Linked DNA regions of Mus musculus: region 1 is linked to region 2. A link is a loop called in an ENCODE intact Hi-C map of the cell type or tissue named here. Cell type or tissue: gastrocnemius. All regions are shown on one strand. Each heading gives the region's core, and the rest is flanking DNA. Links, peaks and the distances in the headings are about the cores only.

Region 1 (5,378 bases), core at 157-5,156, 610 kb after region 2:
ACCATCAACCCATAGTCCTGCTGTCTACCAAGACAGAGAAACCAGACCCGGCTGAGTAATCTGTAGTTAATTCTGGACGCAGCTCCCGACAAAACAGCAGGCAGACACCCTGGCACCAAAGATACGACCAAGAAAATGTTGAAGACATGTCTCTGTTTACAAGTCTGTGGTCCCCAAAGAACCCTTTAATAAAAAGTCTTCGATTCCATTGCATCAGTGTGCTATAGCCTTGGTTGTCCCTAGAAATAAAGATGTGGCTTTCTTATGTTCATCCATTGTGCAAAGAAGTGGTACTCCAGATGGAGGAAGGGGATTCTTCTTCCAGAAGAATCTAGACTCTGGAACCTAAGAGTCTTTTGATTCTAGAAGCCCCTGCATGGGGACTGTTCTGTCCACAAGGCTCTAAATCTATTCTGTATCCTTTAGAGACCAGACAAGGGTAGGTAGCCAAACAACCCAGAGAAGAGATTGGCATTAGAGTTAGCAGAGGATGAAGAAAGAGACCCAGGGCTTGGGCAGTGGGGCCTTAGAGCTCAGCCTGCTTCTGAGAAGCTTTTCCATGTAGAAACTGGGGTTTAAATCTCAGACATGCTGGGATTTCACCCCATTTACTTCCTGCTGTTCTAGTAAGTTCTTCTCAGAGGCAATTGCTTCAGGAGATGCCCCAAGCTCTCTTCAGAGGGCCTGGTTCCCACAGAACTCCTCTGATGGCCAAACTGACTGCTTGAGATTTGTTTTTCAGGTGAATTGGGTACTGTGGGTCACTTGCTCTGATCAAAGACCTTTTCCATCTTTCTCTGAACATTGAAGACCTGTTCCAACCAAGCCTAAGGAGACTAAAGTCATGGACTCTTCCTTCCTCAAATAAAGCCACTTCTTTCATACACTTGCAGAGACCTGGAGTGCAGACTCCAGACCTTTGTTACAGATGGCTCTTCTTCATGTTTTCACTATAACATCTGCAGAAGAACTTAGGGACATTTTCTAAACTCCAAAAGCATGCATTGGGTTTTCAAGATTCATGAGCTCATAAAATCTTAGGTTATGTCATGGTTGTTCACAAGCCAATTGAAAGGGATCCAAAATATATGCCTCTAGTAACCCCATGGCTTTTCACTATGAGATGTCTCCACAGCCAGAGGTCAGTAGATGGCTAACCAACTAGCTAAGGAGGGGCAGTGTCATGAGATGTCTCACTCTTGGCGGTCCCCTAACCCGGTAGGTAGGCTCCAAGTTCCGATTTTTATTTCTGCCTGTTGACAAAAATACTCAGCTGCCTGGAACTCATCTGTGAAGGATCTTGCAGGAACTTGGCAGTCACATTAGAGCAAAGGAACGCATCCAGAGTGATTAGAATGGAAAGTTATGGCCATAATTGTCTAATACACTAATTCACGGCAGGGATTTGAGATCCCCGGGGGACTGAGTCACCATTTAGCATATTAGGATGGAAAAACACAAAGCTCGCCCGCCCAAAGGGATTTGGATCTTGTTGACACGATGCCCTGTGAAGACTGAGAGCACGCCTTCCAGTGTGCAGATGAAGGAGAAGTGAGGCTACCAAACCAGCACTGGGTAAGCACTGGACGAAAGGTTGTAGCTAGGTATCATTATGGTTGTCTGCTGCTGGATTCTCTATCCCATACAATCTTACTGTGAAGATACTGATATTAAAGCCCCATGCAGAGCTCTGGGGGCCTGCTTCCTAGCCTGATGAATGAGTCATCTTCTCTTAAAGCTGAAAGGTATAGGACAGAAGTCTTGAGGAAGAACTCAGATAAAACTTCACTCTGGATACTGAAGTCCATGCTCATGATGCCTACTCTGGGTTCCTCTAACACATGGGGAGCCAACGCTTAGGAACATAAGAGTGTGCTGGTGAAAGAGGAGGGGTAGTCAGGAAAGGGAGGGAATGACTACACCTCGATGCCTCATTGTGCTGTCTATTGCCCAAAAAGTCTCAAGGAGACAGATGCAGCTTTGTTATTGGTGAATACACCAGCTTAGTGGCACAGGTCATCTCTGGCCAGACTGTGGAGAAGGAAAATGTATGTTAAGACTGTTCCTCCAAGAGAAGACTAGAGAGAGAATTAATTTACCCATCTTCAGTCTTGTTGACCAATTTCCGAGTTACATCAAATGTCCCATTACTCTATAGAAGTCAGGATCCCACATCCTGTGGCGTGATGCTCATTCATGTCCAGAAGATAGCAGGAGCAAAGACCCGGAGAGTCAGCTTGGCCATCAGCTTCCTATCAGAGCCATGTCAGAATTAGTATTCATGGCCAAGTTAGTGCAAGGCTTGAATCTTGCAGACAGATGAGGGCAAGAGAATGAGGGTACCTGAGATGTACCAGGTGAATGACAGGATCCTGAGATATACCAGATGAATGACAGGATATTTGGCCAAAGGGAAACCATTTCCCCTCCATCCCAGACAGCTTCCCTCAACATAGCTGTCTTCAACTTTTAACCTATCACAGGGATGGACATATCTGAAGAATAGGAAGAAAAAGCTCCTATACTTGGGCCTCTATAAGTGACTGATGGTTGCTTTCATGTTGCTGTGATAAACACCAGCTTAGGGGACATCAGCTTCCAATTCCAAGCAATTGTCCATCACCAAGGGACACTGAACCTGGAGCAGAAACCATGGCCTTTGCCATCAGATGATCATCTGTCAGCTCAGACTATTGGGCACAGAGGCTGGATCATGAGGCCAGAAAAGATGGGAAAGGATCCACTGTTAACCACCCATCGTCCTTGCCCTTAACAGAAATCCTGGGAGAAGAGGGTAAAAATAAAGGGTGGATCTCACAATCCTGAGAAAACAAATAATCCAAGGTAAGGAGAGCCACCTACATTCAGATGTTGTCTCCCATGGGCAACCCAGTAATGATGCCTGCTCATTGGTTTAGGGCCCAGACATATCCAACAAAATACAGCGGCTACTCTAGGATTCCATATTCACAGCCTGTGGTGGTTTGAATAGGAACGGTCCCCATAGACTCTGGTGTTTGAATGCTTGGCCATAGAGAGTGGCACTATTAGGAGAGTGGCACATGTTGGAGTAGGTGTGGCCTTGTTGGAGAAGTGCATCCCTGTGGGGGTGGGCCTTAGGGTCAAAGAAGCTCAAGCCTGGCCAGTTTGTCTCACTCTCCTCCTGCTTCTTGCAGATCACATTGCAGAATTCTCAGTTCCCTTTCTAGCACCACATCTGCCTGCATGCCACCACACGGCTCACCATGATGACAGTGGACTAAACCTCAGAAACTGTAACCCAGACCCAGTTAAATCTTTTCCTTTGTAAGAGTTGCCATGGTCATGGTGTCTCTTTACAACAATGAGATCCTAACTAAGACACAGCCTCTGGCTCAGACTGCCAAGATGTGTTGTTTGTGTTTCACTCCTCGGGAGTCTAAACCTCACCCAGCTGCTCACTCAGTCCTTTTAAACAGGAACAAATGCCAATGTACACACACACACCTTCCCCACCCTTACCACAGGCCTCTCTCAGCCTCATTCTGCCTTTCCAGGAAACAGGACCTGGGGGGCAGTGTCTTTGCCCTAAGATGGATCTAAGGCTTCCCCAGAGCCTTCTGACGTTCTCATAGTTGTCCGTCACTCCATCACTTGAGGCCAGCCTGCCTTTGGGGAACTTGAAGGAGACTGTAGTCTTGGGGTGTGTTATAGGGCAGGAGAATGCAGGTTCTTCCTATTGGGGTTCATTCAGACTTACCTGTGTTTTCTATCAGTATCATCCAAACCTGGAACTTAGCTCTTTAACCATGTGATCTTTCCTCTAAAACAGCTTCGACATCAAAGCACAAGTTTATACGTCACAGGAAAGATTTGTCTTGTGTGATTGTCCATTCTTTCTAGTTCTATTAGTAATGAAGTCAGCCTTAGATTCCTTCAGGTATATTGAGTGTGGGAACTCAATAATAGAATAATAGTGTGCACCAAGGCACCATCCCTAGCCTCACTGAGTTCCCGGAACCTCCCTGTGCTAGATAAACTTCTGCTGTTGGTGGAAATCTTGGAAGAGCAAAGAAAGGAAAGTCTGTGCTTTGTAAGTTAGGAAGAACCCAGAGGAAGTTACAAATGAGTCAATGCATACCAGCTCTAACAGAAAGCTGTGCCTCTCCCTGCCAAGGGAGGAGTGAGTAACCTGAGACACCCTGCCGACGGCCAGTGCTCCACTGCATTCTCTCCTTCTCTGCTTGCTCCAACACAGACTCAAAAGAGGCTGTCCTTGGGCTACTAGAACTATATGGTGAAACATGATAACCAAAAGCAAGTTGGGGAAGAAAGAGTTTATTTGGCTTCTTCAATATTTTTCACACAAGAGTTCATTACTGAAGGAAGTCAAGGCAGGAAGTCAAATAGGATGAAACCTGGAGGCAGGAGCTGATGCAGACGCCATGGAGGGGCGCTGCTTACTCGCTTGCTTCCCATGGCTTGCACAACCTTCTTTCTTATAGAACCCAGGACCACTAGCCTAAGGATGGCACCACCCACAATGAGCTGGGCCCTCCCTGAATCAATCACTAATTTAAAAAATGCCCTACAGCTGGATCTCATGGAAGGTATTTTCCCAACTGAGGTTCCCTCCTTTCTGATGTTGCTGTGTTAAGCTGACCTAAAACTAGAGATGTTCATCTTAGGTGACTCTAGACTGTGTAAAATTGATGAATAAACCTAACTAGAACAGTTATTTGGGGAGAAGCAGGAGTTCTCAAGATAAAAATATGGGGCCACTATGCAAGCCCTGAGGCAACTGCAAGCCCTGAGGCAAGAGAGGCAACTGAGAGCAAGCTGAGCTTACGGTTCTTGGAGGCGCAGGCAAGGCTGAGCCACTTCATAAACAAATCCAAACTTTTTGTAAAAGCCACTCTTCCCTTGGGCAGAACAGCCTGTTGTGGATCAGATGTCAGTGGCCCCTAATTTCTACCCACCCCTCAATGGGAGGTGTTAAGAAACGGTGGCTTTGGGATGGGCCTGGTGGCACACACCTCTAATCCCAGCACTTGGGAGGCAGAGGCAAATGGAACTCTGTGAGTTTGAAGCCTGATCTACAGAGCAAGGTCTGGGACAGCCAAGGCTACGTAGAAAGATCCTATGTCAAATAACAAAGCAAAAACAATTAAAAAGCAAAGCAAAAGATGACGTGTGGGTCATGGGATGGGAGTTGGTCGTGGTAGCTGAGCCCTCCTCAGTGGGATTAGTACCCTGTGAAAGGGGTGAGTGCTCTCTCTTTTACCACACAAAGAGAAGTGGGCTGGGAAATCCATCTTCTTGGATACAAGAAGCAGGCCATCTACAATCCAAAACTGGCTAGACCTGCCCAAGTCTCAGACTCCTCACACCCAGCACTG
Region 2 (5,378 bases), core at 97-5,096:
TGTTTCCACCAGCTGTTGGATGAAGTCTTTCCGATGACAATTGAGTTAGGCACCAATCTCTAAGTACAGCAGAATAACATGAAAAATCATTTCATTGACAACTCCCCCTCCTACTAATTTATTATTATTATTATTATTATTACTGCCAGTCGTGTTTGGTTCTGTCCTAGGTCTCTGGGCTTTCCAGCCTGTGGGGCCCGGTCCTCTGGGCAGTGTCAGGCACACGCTCCCTCTCATGCTGTGAGTCTCAGTCTTTGGTTGGCCACTCCCACAATGTCTGTGTCACATTTACCCTGGCATATCTTGTAGTCAGGACAAATTGTAAGTCGAAGGTTTTGTCGCTGGGTTGGCGTCCCAGTCCCTCCACTGGAATTCTGTCTTGGCTGATTACAGGAGATGGGCATTGTGAGCTCAGCATCCCCCTTTGCTATGAATGCTGGGAGTATCCCATTACAGGCTGGCCCCTGAGGAAGGAGAGCCTGCACAGATACCTGATAAATATGTAGACTTGCTACTTTTCCTACTTGTTAATAGCTGTCTATAATTAAAATGGTGACCACCATCCATCTCTGTTTCTACTGTAGACGAGAGCTCAATAATCTGATATAAAACTCAAAATCATTTTTAAAAAAATTTTAAGTTTTTTTTCAATTTTGTATTGCTTTGCGAGCTTCACATTTGTGCCCAGGTCTCTCTCACCTCCCTGTTCCCTCATATCTACCCTTCACCCTTGCAACCTCCCCTGCACAAGAAAATAAAAATCAAACAAAAACAAACAAGACAAAGCATAGACAGTATTTGCTGTAGCAGTTGTGTCCCAGTGTGTCCCACAGTATACCCCTCTGTCCACAGTTCTTCATTTGCAAGTGTTTATTTCAGTGAGCCATTGGTCTGGTTCGAGGCCTCCCTCTGGCTTCTGTGACATCATCAATATTGGATCCTCACCAGGACTCTTTCCGGCTATCATGTTGTTGTCCTGGGTCATTGGAGATCCTGCAGCTTTGCTTCAGCAGGACTGGCACTTTCACATGCTCCAACAGTTCACAGATGATGTAAATTTTGGGATGGGAGAACTCAAAGCTCTGGATCTGGGCCTGGATGGTAGCTGACCTGGTCAGCCAGCTGGTTCTCCTGCATCGGCAACACGAGGGCAAGCTCTACAGCATTGCTCAGGCTAGCCCGCTCAATGCCGCCTCCGGCAGGAGGCAAGGTCGGTTCTCCTGCCCTTAGGCATGCTCACCCCCACACTCGCACTGCCAGAGTCAGTGCTACCCAGTTGAGATACAGGGCCCACTCTCCCAAGTGCTGCAATAGGTGAGTGGTGGGTTTCTATTCCCCCTCCCTCCTCCCCCTCCCCCTCCCCCATTGGGCTGGCTCGTCCACCCTCAAACAACCAGGGCCAGCTCCTCTCTGTGGCCCAGGTGAGACACAGGGTCCACTCTCCCAGTGTTGCCGCTGGTGAGAGGTGGGGCCAGCTCTCCAGTGTGCCATAGTCAGTGAGGGGCAGGGCCAGTTCTACACAGCCCTTGGACATTTATGTAACCCCAGTCAGCTGTCCAGGCCAGGGCATCCCTATGGTCACTAGTGGCAATAAGAGCCACAAACATTGATACCTGACCCCTGCTGCTACATGGTCACGGACTCATACATGGCCCTGAGTAGCAGCACGGGCTGGAATTCACCATGGCCTCACGTGTTGGGCCGGCTACTCACAAGGAGCTACTCCTTTCCATCCTTGTGTCTCCAGTTCCATTTCTCTTCATTACGTTCAAGCTGTTCAGCTTTTCTTTCTCTCCTGTCTGTCCATCACATCCTTACAAATTGCCGTGGCTCCCACTGAGGGCGGGCCACGTGGCTGGTGGACCACTGGATGATCTCCTCTACCCACTTGCGGAGGCAAGTGGGCCTCTAGATGTCTACAGCCCACCCGTGCGCTATTGTGGTATAGTGGGGGTGTCTCTGGACATCTTCCCCTCCTTGCACTGCATCGAAAGGGGGCAGGTGAGCCTCTGTATGTCTTCAGCCTCTCTCACAAAATCGTTTTTAATGTAAATAAAGTTATTCCAAAATGTTTCAAGCACCTGATAAAATTCAGTAGACATCCCATAGCTCTTCAACTTGTTTTAATATTTCACATCAATAAATCACCTTCCCTAATCCATTAATGTCTCCTTGTGCTGACACAGAAGTTCTTCATCCTGGCTGCATGTTAAAAATCACCCAAGGAGGATTAACAACCCTGACTCAGAAGAAGCCAAATCCAAGAGACTACATCACCATCTCTAGCAGTGGGATTGTGACCTCAGTAGTTTCTCCTTCAGTGGGCTGCTGGGAGTCTAACTGGGTCAGCAGGTGGAACCTATGTGATAGATAAAGAGACACCAGATGCTTCACAAAGTAAAGAGACACAGACGTTTGCCAGGCATTCCGGCCCAAGAACCATTGTTCTCCATCTGAGACACAGGAGCCTTCAGCAGTGAGTTCCCATTTCTCGAACCCCAGGCACCACAAGGACCCAGCGCTCTCCAGAGAGGGGGCCTCCTGGAAAGCTAAACTTGAGAGAAAAGAATGGGCCATTGTCTTCCACACAGAGTCCCATGTGAACAGCACACCGTGGAAAGATTTTGAAATAGCTAGGTGATATCAGGCAGGTGCTCCGTGTCCAACGTTAGTCTCCCAAGTGACCAGCCTAAGCCGGCCAGGTTTCCATTTCTCCTCTGCTCAGGGGTTTTGTCCCCAGTCTGTCAGCACAGAAAATTGCTGGTGGGTGTCTTGTTTCATGAAGTGGGCAGGAGAACTACAGAGGGTGTGTGCTGCTCGGTACTTTGAGCGCTATTTGGCCCAGATTGAATAAACCTTTGCACAAAGCTGCCCTATCTCTGGTGAACTATGCCACCCACAGGAAGCGGCGAAGGCACCAGCTGAGTTTTCCAAATGCCTCCGTGAAGGCTCCGAAGGGCAGTATTTTCAGTAAATGAGACTACATTGGTGTAGCTTCTGAATATAAAATCAGAGAAATTGATGCTTTGTTTTGTTTTCTTCGTCACGATGGAAGCTTGCTGCTTAAAACATGATTTTTTTCCCTTGAACATGACTAACAGAATCATAAGTTCAAAAGTAAAATTTAAATTTGGACAATTAGAATCGTTCGATCTATGTCAGAGAAATGACAACCTGCCTAATTGAGAGAAAATTCTCCTTCAAGAGAGGAGATATTTGTCAACACACAGGCCCATACATGGGACAAGATGGTCACCATGGCTACAAATGGATTTCTTGTTTTGACCAGAAAGTGACAAACCTCTTATCTCTACAGCTTTGTTTTCTTAGATTATCCAATACTTTCACTTCTCTGAAAACAGGCTCTGCTAGAAACATCTCTCGGAGAAGGTAAGGATTAGTTATGGCTTTAACAGGTCTACACATCACTTGCCTGCCCATATGATCTTTAGACCTAGACTATCCTCACGAGACCATTTCAATGTGTCTCATCTCTATGGTTGTTGGAAGATGTCAAATTTCTTGGGATGCTGGGAAGTTACAGTCTTTTATTCCGAAATATGCAAAGACTCCCTGGTAACACAGGTAGATTTTCAAATTTGCAAGTTTCCTTTGTGTAAAGGAATATAATTTTCAAATATTTATTTAAAAATAATTATTTTTTAACATTTACCATGCATGTGCATCTCTGTGTATGTGTGGGAGTGGATGCATGTATACACATGTGCCATTTGTGTAGGAGTCAGAGCACAACTTGCAGGAACCAGTTTTTTCCTTCTACCATGTAGGTTCCAAGGATCTAATCTTGGCCTTCAGGTTTGGCAACAAGTGTCTTTACCCACCGAACCATCTCATCCCAAATCAATATTTTAGCCCTCTGAGAATCTGTCGTAATTTTCTTAACATAGTTACACAGACTACGTACAAAGACTCTCCCAATATTTTATTTCAGAAGGGCCTTTAATACATTTACCGGGTGTGGTGGGAGATCCCAAATGTAAATTCTGGTTTCTTTGCAACCAGAGGTTTATACTTTTATTGGACAGGATTCTGGCAGCACCCCCTCCAAAGTAGTTTGGGTAGACTTTAAAGGAAGGGGAGAGCGCAGGCAAGAGGGCAGAGAATGGGGCTGAGAGTAAGAAAGGTAGCTAAGGAAGGAGCTAGAAAAGAAAAAGAGGAGAGAATGCAAGTAGGAAGGAGGGCAGGGCAGACATCTTGCGCTGGTGCATGGTGGATTCCTTAAACTCACCACTGAGCAGGATGCGTGGTTTTTTTTGGAGAAGGGAGTTTGTTGCAACAGCATCCAGGATCTTCTGAGTGACCATACTCCAGATATTCTGCTAGAACACAGTTGTTCACACATTCGAGGCTATATACCATGGCATTGGGATGCAGACGTAGAGGGCTAGGCCGATAACCCCACAAACCAACAAGTGAAGAGAAGAGCCAGGCACGGAGCACGGGCACTGTTTGCCTCCGAGCGGGCAGCATCTTTTTGGGGTTTTAGGCAAGGATTGACCTCAGTGGTGAGATTTTCGTAGCACTCCGAGGCAGCCGTGAGAATCCCATATTCTAGCCGTGGCTTTTAGTACCTGTGGCACTGTCTTTGGTCAAAAGATGGCAGCAATGTTCAACTGCTTCTTGAGATGCAGGGCAGCGGGAAGAGCTGCTGACAGCTAAAGGTTAATGGAGAAGGGAAAGGTATCCCTGAGGACTGCATATGCACTTTCCACCCAGATCATTTATCACAATATTGGAAGTATTAAAAGTATCACAGTTCACTTTAAACCGGTTCAAGTGTAAAAATTATTCATTCATTCATTTGCCGGTGTACAGATCTGAGTGTTCATTAATTTCCCAGGTGTTGAGTCCCTGACAGATCCTATCAATGATGGCTGACAGTGCTTGTCAGCAAAAACAGACATAGTCCTAGTTCCCATTAAGTATAGAGTCCAGTGTATGGATGGAATGGAGGTGGAAAGCATGGAAATTAACTTGTAACAATTAAAAGAATATCGTTAATAGTAATTTAAAACTTTCTGTTTCTGAAATATTTAAAAATATTCAAGTTTGGGCTAGAGAGATTGCCCAGTGGTTAAGAACACTGGCTCCTGTTCCAGAGGACCCAGCACTACATAGTGGCTCACAACCACCATCTTCCAGGGGATCTGATGTGGTCTTCTGACTTCTGTGGGTTCCAGGCATACAAATGGTGCATATGCATAAATACAGGCAAAACACTCATGCACACAAAGTAAAAATAAGTAGATCTAAACAATTAGGTAAAAATATACCTGTTTACTTTTCTATTGGTTGAGCAGTTCTCGAGTGTCTAGAAAGTGTCTGGCATAAAGCAGATACTTCAATAAGGACCACTA

The links. A loop is a pair of places that touch in the nucleus more often than their neighbours do. Peaks named below come from ENCODE experiments on the same cell type or tissue, not always from the same donor. Only the 100,000 strongest peaks of a DNase experiment are listed, where the experiment ranks them.
Region 1: a loop joins it to region 2, with 6 times the contacts of the local background. A loop is called at or near these places in 38 of 42 quality-filtered maps.

Annotation. Positions count from the first base shown.
Region 1 is chr14:47,752,552-47,757,929 of GRCm38, reverse strand. 4930538L07Rik (RIKEN cDNA 4930538L07 gene) reads left to right here and starts at 432. Exons shown (of 2, transcript NR_166788.1): 1 at 432-626; 2 at 743-886. In gastrocnemius, for the core only: no CTCF peak of the experiment used is centred there; no DNase peak of the experiment used is centred there; H3K27ac peaks cover 2,272 bases.
Region 2 is chr14:48,358,216-48,363,593 of GRCm38, reverse strand. No RefSeq gene overlaps it. Among named protein-coding and RNA genes, the nearest start is that of Tmem260, 85 kb to the left of the region's middle. In gastrocnemius, for the core only: a CTCF peak has its summit at 4,617 (motif pointing right); a DNase peak (open chromatin) is centred at 4,601.